2 separate regions of the Mus musculus genome follow, and region 1 is linked to region 2. Evidence: chromatin loops called from intact Hi-C (ENCODE). Cell type or tissue: heart. All regions are shown on one strand.

Region 1 (5,000 bases), 54 kb before region 2:
CAACCCACCCACTTCTGCCTACTCGCCCTAGCCTACAGGACCAAGGGCCTCCTCTTCTTCCGTTGATGTCCGACAAGGCCATCCTCTGCTACATATGAGGCTGGAGCCATGGGTCCCTTCATATGTACTCCTTGGTTGGTGGTTTAGTCCCTGGGAGCTTGGGGGGGGGGTCGGGTGAAGGAAGAACTCTTTTTTTTTTTTTTTTATATTTATTTATTTATTATATGTAAGTACACTGTAGCTGTCCTCAGACACTCCAGAAGAGGGAGTCAGATCTTGTTATGGATGGTTGTGAGCCACCATGTGGTTGCTGGGATTTGAACTCCTGACCTTCGGAAGAGCAGTCGGGTGCTCTTACCCACTGAGCCATCTCACCAGCCCCCGAAGGAAGAACTCTTAACCACTCAGCCAGAATGAAGTGTCAATATGAACTTTGGAGGGAGCGGGCACAAACAGTTAAGGCCCAATTTCTAGCTATTATCCCAGAGTTCAGTTTTAAATCAGGTGACTTCCTGGTAGGAGGAATGTGTAGATATGGGGTGGGGGTGGGGTTCACCAACAAGGGGAAACTCCCTATTCGCTAAGCATATTTAATGTCATAGTAACATATCAGGAGAGAACTGTCATTTTAAAATCTAATATAATTTATCATGTGTTGCTTTGGTCATGGAATTTTATCACAGCAATAAGCAATGTAAGGCAATACTATTTCTGAGGTATCGATGCCAGTTAAATACAAATGAGTTCATTTTAAATCAGGCTAACTGGGTGTTCCCAGTTGTACATGGGTAGCTAGTGTTAGGGTTCGTAAGTCAGCAGAATCGTGTAGAGGTAGTCTTAGCTTCAAAATTCACAGGCCAAGGACAGGTGGTTGTCATTTTTATGTCCTATGTCTAACCGAATCTTGCGCTTCCATAAGGAGGGTCTTTGGTGTATGAATCAATGATTACAACTGATGTTAGCCTTAAGCTCGGATGTGGTTTTGATGGAAGCCACTGTGTCCCGTACCTGCAGGTTTGTCATAGCGGTTTCTTCCTCATGTCTCTCCCTAGCTTGTAGGGTTGGAGTGCTTTCCGGAGTCACTGGGAGGGCTGCTGTGAGGGAGATAGGTTCTGGGTCCTCTCCACCAAGAGTTGCTTAAGGAGAAAAGTGAGGTGGGGCTGTCCCTGTACTACTAAGAACGAAGAAAAACAATCACGTTAACTTTTTCCCACACTTTCTAGTGAAGCTCCTGCCTCTTGCCTTCTGGACTGTAGATGAGTCCTCACTGTGATCTTTCTGTCCTAGAGTTGGTTGGTTGGGAATTGCAAATCCACCCACTGTCACCTTTGCGCATAGAGGGAAGCTGACTCGGCCCACAGCGCACCCCAGCGGCGGTCTGGAGTCCTTCTAGCCTTGGCCACTTGGCTTCCGGAGGGCTCGCCAGTCAGCGCCGAGGCAGATGCAGAAAGCCGGTTTCCGCGGGACCCCAAGGAGGACGCCCGCCACCTGGGAACCTCGGGGACCTGGAGGGGCGGGGCTGAGCGAGCTCCGGGGCCGGCCCGCGTCTCTGTGGCTTCGCTGAGACACTGCAGGGACGAATAAAGGCAAAAGGGGAGGGTCTCGAACACTGTCCTGCTCCTCTGAGAGAGAGAGGTGGAAATCCGGCACCTCCGAGCCGCAGAGACGCGCGGCAAGCACCATGGAACGAGCGGGCCCCAACTCCGTGCGGTCGCAGCAGCAGCGGGACCCGGACTGGGTGGAAGCGTGGCTGGATGATCACCGGGACTTTACCTTCTCTTACTTTATTAGAAAGGCCACCAGGTAAGAAGAGGAGCCACAAAGGACACAGCCAGGGACATGAAGCGTGACCTGAGGCTGATCTCTCTCCCCCACCATTGAATTTTCCCCTCGATCCAACATTAAACAATCCCCGTTCCCAGGCCCTTTGCTTCGGAAGTAGCTTCTCGGTCCCAGTACGGACTGGAGTCCTCTACTTAAAGGGAGCACAGTTGAGAAGCGAGGCGTCGGATTAGAAAGGACTTGCCCACGAAGTTAAAAACAAAAGCGTACACCCGGCCCTGGAGCAAGATTACTCTCCCGGGCCTTCTCCCCTCCCCTCTACTCTCCCGGTTTCCCTCCCAAACCCGCTTAGCAAAAACCAAAACAAGCCAGAGCCCCTTCCCAGCGGCTCCGGAAGCACCACTGCGGGCGCGTCCCTGTGGTCGTGCTCCTCCCCTGCCCGGCTTGCTCTGACCCTGGAGGGGCGGGGAAGCCGGGGGGGTCTGGACCAGGCCACCGGGAAGCCTGGGTGCCGCAGCTTGCCCGGGTCGCCCCCAGTGAGGACTGTCGCCTTTGGTCCCCCAATAGTCCTCTGGTCATCCCTCTTCTGGCTGCGTCGCCGCAAGGAGGATTTTCGCGGAGCTTTGCGGCGCGCACACAAAGGGCGGGAGGGAGGCGGCCCGGGCGGACTCGGGGACCCGGGGACCCGGAGCACCCCAGAGGCCAGTTCTTCCTGGTCTCGAGCCAAACGCCGGGAGGCCGCTGCGGAGGGCGTGGAGAAGGGAGCCTGTCCTTTAGGATCCGACTGCTGCACGGGCAGTCGGGGCTCGCGCAGACTTGAGAGTGGAGCGGAGGGACGAGAGGGTGGAGCGGAGTGCGTGGCGGGCGGGTCCCCCGAAGCTCGAGGAGTCGCCGTGAAGCCCGCGCGCGCGCTTGCCTCCGGCGCGCCGATCTGGGCTGAACTAACCAGCTCTGCTTTGGAGAAGGGGCTGGAGCCCCGCCACCGGCGCCTTGGGGCAACGGCCGTCGAGCAGCTGGTGCTGGCCGCCCGAGCCGGGAGGGCGACTCTCGCCGGGCGGGGATGGTGGACGAGCCGGTGGGGACTCGCCCGAGCGCGGCCGCCACTCGGCCGGGCGCTGCCCGCCAGGGGGCGACGCAACGCGGGGTCCGCAGCCGGCGACCCGCAGCGAAGAGGCGGCGGGGGCAGTAGGGGAGCCGGTCGGGCACTCACGGAACTCCGTCGGCCCCCAGAGTCTCCCGAGTCCACCATCCGAGGAGTTCGCAAACGAGCGCCCCACCTTTGCTATGTTGCCCTTTGGAGACAAAACGAGGTACTTCCTTCAACATCCCGCTGGCCACTTTGTCTGGGGAAGGGCTGCGGGGGTTAGCGGCTGGCGGGGGCACCCCTCACACCTGCGGGAGATGAAGCCGCCCGATAGACGGGCAGTATGACTTTGTCTCACCTTGCTTTTTCACGGAGATACTACATGGGGGTCAGTTTTCTCTCTTTTCTCACGGAGCCTCTTCTGGACAGTTTTGGCGTTTTGCTTGTGAGTCTAGCCTTTCATGGCTGAGCGCTCTCTCCAGCCCAGATATACTCTAAGTACCCAGCCCTCCTTTCACCTCCCACCCCCATTATTAAGCCTTTCCCCATCAAATTCTGAGCATAGAGGGATCGGATGATAACACAGAAAGTAGAGCGGTTTCTTTTTAAAACATTACAGGAAGTTTGAGCCGAAGCACCAAGACAGACCATCTCGACCTAGAATTATCTTGCTGGGAACCACCAGTTTCCAGGGGTCACTAGTTACTCTTGAGACCTTCTGTCTCCCGTGTCCTTTCACTGTACACTCCCATCCTCTGCTCCCTTTGAATTAGAGCACAGAAAATGGGGAGGGGCCAGAGAGCAGGGCTGAGTTTTAAAGTATGCTTTGGAGATGTTCTTTAGATGGGCTGTTGTTAACAGTTGAAAGCTAAAAATACAGCAAAAATGACCCGTTCTTTGTTTTACCCTCTCCGCTTTAAAGACAAACTATGGATAGCTTACTGGAGGTTTTTGAGTGGTCCTAGGCTAGGGCACTGTTAAACCTTCCAAAAACCTTGAAAGAGTAGCAACATTGTAGTTGAAAGTAAAAAAGAGTCCTTTGATACATTTACTATTAATTTTTCCCCCTCTCAAGTAGAAATTAAAATTACAAATAAAAATACAATTAAAGCCTCAATTACAATGCTAACTGTAAAATTAGATATTCTGAGGCCCCAAAAGACTTTTTCAAGTTAGGACATTATGTGTGTGCTGTGTGCATGTCCGTGTGTGTGTGTGTGTGTATGTGTATGTGTGTGTGTTAAGAGTGCAATTTGGAAGATGAAAGTGTAAAATGCTTTAAAATAATTCAGGCCTTCATATTTTTAAAAGGAGAAAGTTCAGAAAGTTATTGACATAAAGAACAACAATCTAGGAATATGTAGGCTGAGGGCCTTCTGCGTGGAATTGAACAAAGGGATGAACGGAAGCTTTTCAGTCGTCACAGCCCATTTGTATGAATTTGAGTGTGAAAGTTGAACAAGTTATAACATCATCTGTTGGCATGAAAATTAACATCGTTTTCCTAGTGAATTGCAAGTGGACATCTCCACCCTCACCAATCTAAGCAGTTTAGACTCCTCCAGGACTGCATTAATTGGAGGTTTTAACATGCAGACATTTACAGCGAAGACCTTCTTGGTGCCGAAGCCACTTATTAGCTGTTGTTATTCTTGACAGCATATTTGAATAGCATTACCTTTCATTAGTTACCGGTCAGGTTGATGATTGTGGGTGATGTTTTAAGTCATTTCGTTTTGGAGGCGTGAGGTGGTTGGGTTTTATTGCTTTGTTTTGTGCCAGGCCAAAGCCTGAGAATATTTGGCATATAATGGAAACAAGAGACTTAAAAGGCTTTATGGCAGGTTGGATCAAAGTCCAGGAACAGAAGTTGTACAGGTCTTTGTCACAGGAGTGTGACATATTTCATACCACAAAGCTGTGCTGAATTAGTTACGTCTCTGGGTCCTGTATATGGGATTCTTTGTCATTCTCTTCTTGGCTTTTTGTGTTTATTCCTTTTGGTGCAGTACTGGGAATTAATTATGGCCTTCTGTATGCAAGGCACTGGCTCTGCCAATTGAGCTATATCATACCCAGCACTCAAAAATTTGTTATTTTGAGATAAGGTCTCATTAAGTTGTCCTGTGATTTT
Region 2 (5,000 bases):
TTTAACGAGGTAAAGTACACTCCCTGACTCGCTCACAAGGAGAGCACGCTGCTAAGAAGTGCTTTGTTAGTCTGGGGTAAGCTGTATAGGTGACAGGCTGTTTGCCCTGCAAAGGCCATTGTATTTCCTAGGATACCTTCCCTGGTGTTAATCGACAGAGAATTATTTCTTATAGCAGAACTCTGGTTAGCACAGGCTTGTTCTGTTCTTATGAACTCGTTCAGCTAAGAACCACAAATACTGCTCTTCTGTTACATTTTTTTCTGTTTACATATCTGGAAATATCGTAGATTTCCTGGCAAGCTTTCTGTAAGACTATTCCAAGTTGGAATCGGCCATGAGAATTTACCTAGGAACAGGAGGAGGTCTACCATCCTAATCTTAGACATCTATGTACCCGCTCTTTTCCACCGTTTTTAAATATGTACTCATTTTTCTATTAATAGTATTTATTTTGAAAAGTATGTGCTGTGTTTGTAGATGGAGGATAAGACGCAGTTATCCCAGTCTGGCAAGTGCTTTCTGGAGATTGTGAAGTGGATTTAGGGCACACTACTAAATGTTCTTACTAATATTTTTTTTTTTAACCATACCAAAAAACATTATTGTTCTCTCAAATGCTAGGATATTCTTTTTTCCTTTTTAAAAAATTAGATAGTTTCTTTATTTACATTTCAAATGTTATCCCCTTTCCTAGTTTCCCTTTCTCCCAGAAACCCCCTATCACATCCTCCTTCCTCCTGCTTCTATGAGGGTGTTCATCCACCAACCCACCCACTCCCACCTCCCCTCCCTTGATTCCCCTACACTGGGGCACTATTGAGCCTTCATAGGACCAAGGACCTTTCCTCCCATTGATGCCTGACAAGGCCATCCTCTGCTACATATGTAGCTGGAGCCATGTGTACTCCTTTGTTGATGACTCAGTCCCTGGGATCTTTAAGGAGGTCTGGTTGGTTGATATTGTTGTTCTTCCCATGGTGTTGCAAACCCCTTCAACTCCTTCAGTCCCTTCTCTAAGTCCTCTATTTAGGGACCCCGAGCTCAGTCCAATGATTGGCTGCTAACATCACCTCTGTATTTGTAAGGCTCTGGCAGGGCCATTTCAGGCTCCTTTCAGCATGCTCTTTTTGGCATCCACAATAGTGTCTGGGTTTGGTAACTGTATATGGTATGAATTCCCACGTGGGACAGTCTCTGGGTGGCCTTTCCTTTAGTCTCTGCTCTACACTTTATCTCCATATTTTCTCCTTTGAGTATTTTGTTCTCCTAAGAAGGACCGAAACACCCACACTTTGGTCTTCCTTCTTATTGAGCTTCATGTAGTCTGTGAATTATATCCTGGTTATTTGGAGCTTTTGGGCTAGTATCCACTTATCAGTGAGTACATACCATGTGTTTTCTTTTGTGATTGGGTTACCTCACTCAGGATGAGATTTTCTGTTTGCCTAAGAATTTCATGAATTCATCGTTTTTAATAGCTGAGTAGTACTCCATTGTGTAAATGTACCACATTTTCAGTATCCATTCCTCTGTTGAAGAATATCTGGGTTCTTTCCAGCTCCTGACTACTATAAATAAGGCTGCTATGAGCATAGTGGGGCATGTGTCCTTATTACATGTTGGAGCATCTTCTGGGTATATGCCTAGGAGTGATATAGCTGGGTCCTCAGGTAATACTATGTCCAATTTTCTGAGGAACCGCCAAACTGATTTCCAGAGGGATTGTACCAGCTTGCATTTCCACCAGCAATGGAGGAGTGTTCCTCTTTCTCCACATTCTTGCCAGCATCTGCTGTCACCTGAGTTTTTGATTTTAGCCATTCTGACTGGTGTGAGGTAGAATCTCAGGTTGTTTTGATTTGCATTTCCCTGACGACTAAAGATGCTGAACATTTATTTAGGTGCTTTTCAGCCATTTAGTATTCCTCAGTTGAAAATTCTTTGTTTAGCTCTGTAGCCCTGTTTTTAATAGGGTTATTTGGTTCTCTGGAGTTTAACTTCTTGAGTTCTTTGTATACATTGGATATTAGCCCTCTATCGGATGTAAGACTGGTAAAGATCTTTTCCCAATCTCTTGGTTGCCTTTTTGTCTTATTGACAGTGTCCTTTGCCTTTGCAATTTTATGAGGTACCATTTGTTGATCCTTGATCTTACAGCACAAGCCATTGCTGTTCTGTTTGGGAATTTTTCCCCTGTGCCCATATGTTTGAGGCTTTTCCCCACTTTCTCCTCTTTAAGTTTCAGTGTCTCTGGTTTTATGTGGAGGTCCTTGATCCACTTGGACTTGAGCTTGGTACAAGGAGATCAGAATGGGTCAATTTGCATTCTTCTATATGCTGACTGCCAGTTGAACCATCACCATTTGTTAAAAATGCTGTCTTTTTTTCCCCAATGGGTGGTTTTAGCTCCTTTGTCAAAGATCAAGTGACAATATGTGTATGGGTTCATTTCTGGGTCCTCAATTCTATTCCATTGACCTACCTGCCATTCTAAAGAACAGAAATCCACCAAGATGAGGTACCAGAAGTTGTTAAGCATTTATCATACTTTTCAGCTCTTAAAAGCTATATATATATATATGATGATTCTATGATGCTGTAACAACTTTGTTGCTTTTGTTACTATATAAATATGAGTAACTATGCATCCACTATTATGTATAATTGCCTTTACTCCACAGGACAAAGTGAGTTGGTATGATGCTTGTCAAAAGTATGAAACAAGTTATGTAGGCAAACCTTTTGTACTCATGCTGCAGCGTGTATCTGTTTAATTATTTTCATATTGACATTTTGATTTGCACTACAAATTCAACCAATATCTTCTAATATTTAGTGACAGCTGGACAAACCTAGTGAAATAGTGACCTCTGCTGGTAAATATACATTTTAAAACAGCAAAAGCAAAGATTTATAAATGTTTGGTTTCTTTTTGATAAATTCTGTCTGTAGGCCAAATGAAAGATACTTTACCATTTATAATTGTCTACCATTCCAAGTAACTTATAAAATATTTTTATAAGGGACAAATATGCTAGTGTGGTTATTTTAAAAGAGACAAATTCTAACTGATTTTTAAACTAATATTATGGCAATAGAAACTATGCATTGTCAATGGCTTTTCTTACCCTACCATTTCAAAGTTAGCCTTTACTCTAATAATGCAGTAAAAGACCATTTATTCATGAGATAAAATTATTGAAAATGGTTTATTAATAATATTAGCTATCTGGCTTAACTTTATGACAACTGAATGATCAAAGGTGTTTAACAGCTTTAACATTTTGAGAAAGTGTTGTTGATATTGACACTTAATGTTTATTGTATTGTTATATAGTATAAAGTATAATACATATTACATCTATATCTTATACTTCTCTAATTGATTACAAATGGTACAATGATTTAGTACTCTCTATTTCTCAGTACTAAACATTTTGCGAGTTCAGAACTCATCTATGAGATGAAGTGCTGTACAATTTATGTTAACAATTAAATAAATCATTTCTATTTTTAAGCTCTTCTCTATTGATTGAAAGTCATGGGTTCTGAGCCTAGGGATTCAACCTGCTTGATAAACTACTTGCCACGCATGCACATAGCCCTGGGTTTGATCGATAACACTGCATAAGCCAGGTATGCTTGCACACACATGTAATCCTGGCACTGCAGAGATGGAGATGGTGAGGAGGTAGGGTCACATGGTCATGTGTAGCTCCACAGTACGTGCAAAGGCAACATGGACTAGAGACCCTGTCTACAATATTAAAGGATAAAAATTCAGGGCTGTTTTCAGATTATTTTCTTTTATATGCTTAAATAACATTGAGTACAGTTTTCACATGTTAGATATCAAAATGTGAACAACTATTCCTGTGAACCTTGTATATCTTTATTAGAATTGTTATGTAAGCAAGATGAAGTTAGTAGTGACTTTAGAGTTGGCTTGTCACCCCAGATTCCAGAAGTGGGGTACACTTCCAGGTGATGGGAGGTTTTTTTTTCTGTGCTGTGATACAGAGCTCATGTTGGAATTGTGTTAACCCTTTATTTTCAGGAGACATTTTAGTCCTGCTATTCCATCCTTGTGATATTTATTTTTCTTAAATAAGTGTGCCTTTTAATTATGAAATGATAAACACATAGATTTTCTCCTTCATATTAGTCTTGGACTATATATACTAGCTAGAACTTGTTATTGATTATTAAATTAAAAAATACAAATGTAGTTCAACTTAAGAAAAACTACTTCCTATGCTCTCTTTTTTTTTTAAATTTTATTTTTTTACTTATTCACTTTATATCTTGCTCACTTCTCTGCTCCCCTCCTGGTCACCCCTCCCACAATCCTTCCCCCATTCCCTTCTCCCCTTCTCCTCTGAGCAGGTGGGGACCCCTGGGGATACCCCACCCCACCCTGGCACTTCAAGTCTCTGTGAGGCTAGGTGCTTCCTCTCCTACTGAGGCCAGACAAGGCAGCCCAACTAGGAGAACATATCCCACATTCAGGCAACAGCTTTTTGGACAGCCCTTGCTCCAGTTGTTCAGGACCCATATGAAGGCCAACCTGCACATCTGCTGCATGTGCAGGGAGGCCTAGGTCTAGCCTGTGGATGTTCTTTGGTCGGTGGTTCAGACTCTGAGAGCCCCAAGGGTCCAGATTAGTTGACTCTGTTGGTCTTCCTGTGGAGTTCCTATTCCCTACTACATTTAAAGTGAGAAAAATTCCATTGCAAAGATAACAGGCACCAAGCAGAGGAATGTAGAACTCAGACTGTATTTAACTACAGGTAATGCTGTATACTAGCTAGTGTGTGATTTCTTTGATCTCTGAAGCTTCAATTTCTTCTTCTGTAATGATAGAATTTCATTAAGGCTCAAAAGGACCTAATACCTGTACATTTTCAAAACCCTTCCCTGTAGCTTGTAGCTGCTGTCCCAGGCGTGTCTTGGGTTCACATCAGCCTACAAAGGTTCCTGTGAACTTCTGCAACTCA

What was found. A loop is a pair of places that touch in the nucleus more often than their neighbours do. Peaks named below come from ENCODE experiments on the same cell type or tissue, not always from the same donor. Only the 100,000 strongest peaks of a DNase experiment are listed, where the experiment ranks them.
Region 1: it touches region 2 in a loop (7-fold over the local background); 12 of 42 quality-filtered maps call a loop at or near these places.

The regions. Positions count from the first base shown.
Region 1 is chr3:122,727,565-122,732,564 of GRCm38, forward strand. Pde5a (phosphodiesterase 5A, cGMP-specific) reads left to right here and starts at 1,594. Exons shown (of 21, transcript NM_153422.2): 1 at 1,594-1,803. The coding sequence starts at 1,682. In heart, CTCF peaks have their summits at 1,373 and 2,910 (motif pointing right); DNase peaks (open chromatin) are centred at 1,447, 2,297 and 2,557; H3K4me3 peaks cover 2,954 bases; H3K27ac peaks cover 2,492 bases.
Region 2 is chr3:122,781,626-122,786,625 of GRCm38, forward strand. Pde5a (phosphodiesterase 5A, cGMP-specific) reads left to right here. Exons shown (of 21, transcript NM_153422.2): 7 at 1-9. Among named protein-coding and RNA genes, the nearest start is that of 4930447N08Rik, 18 kb to the right of the region's middle. In heart, a CTCF peak has its summit at 2,883 (motif pointing left); no DNase peak of the experiment used is centred here.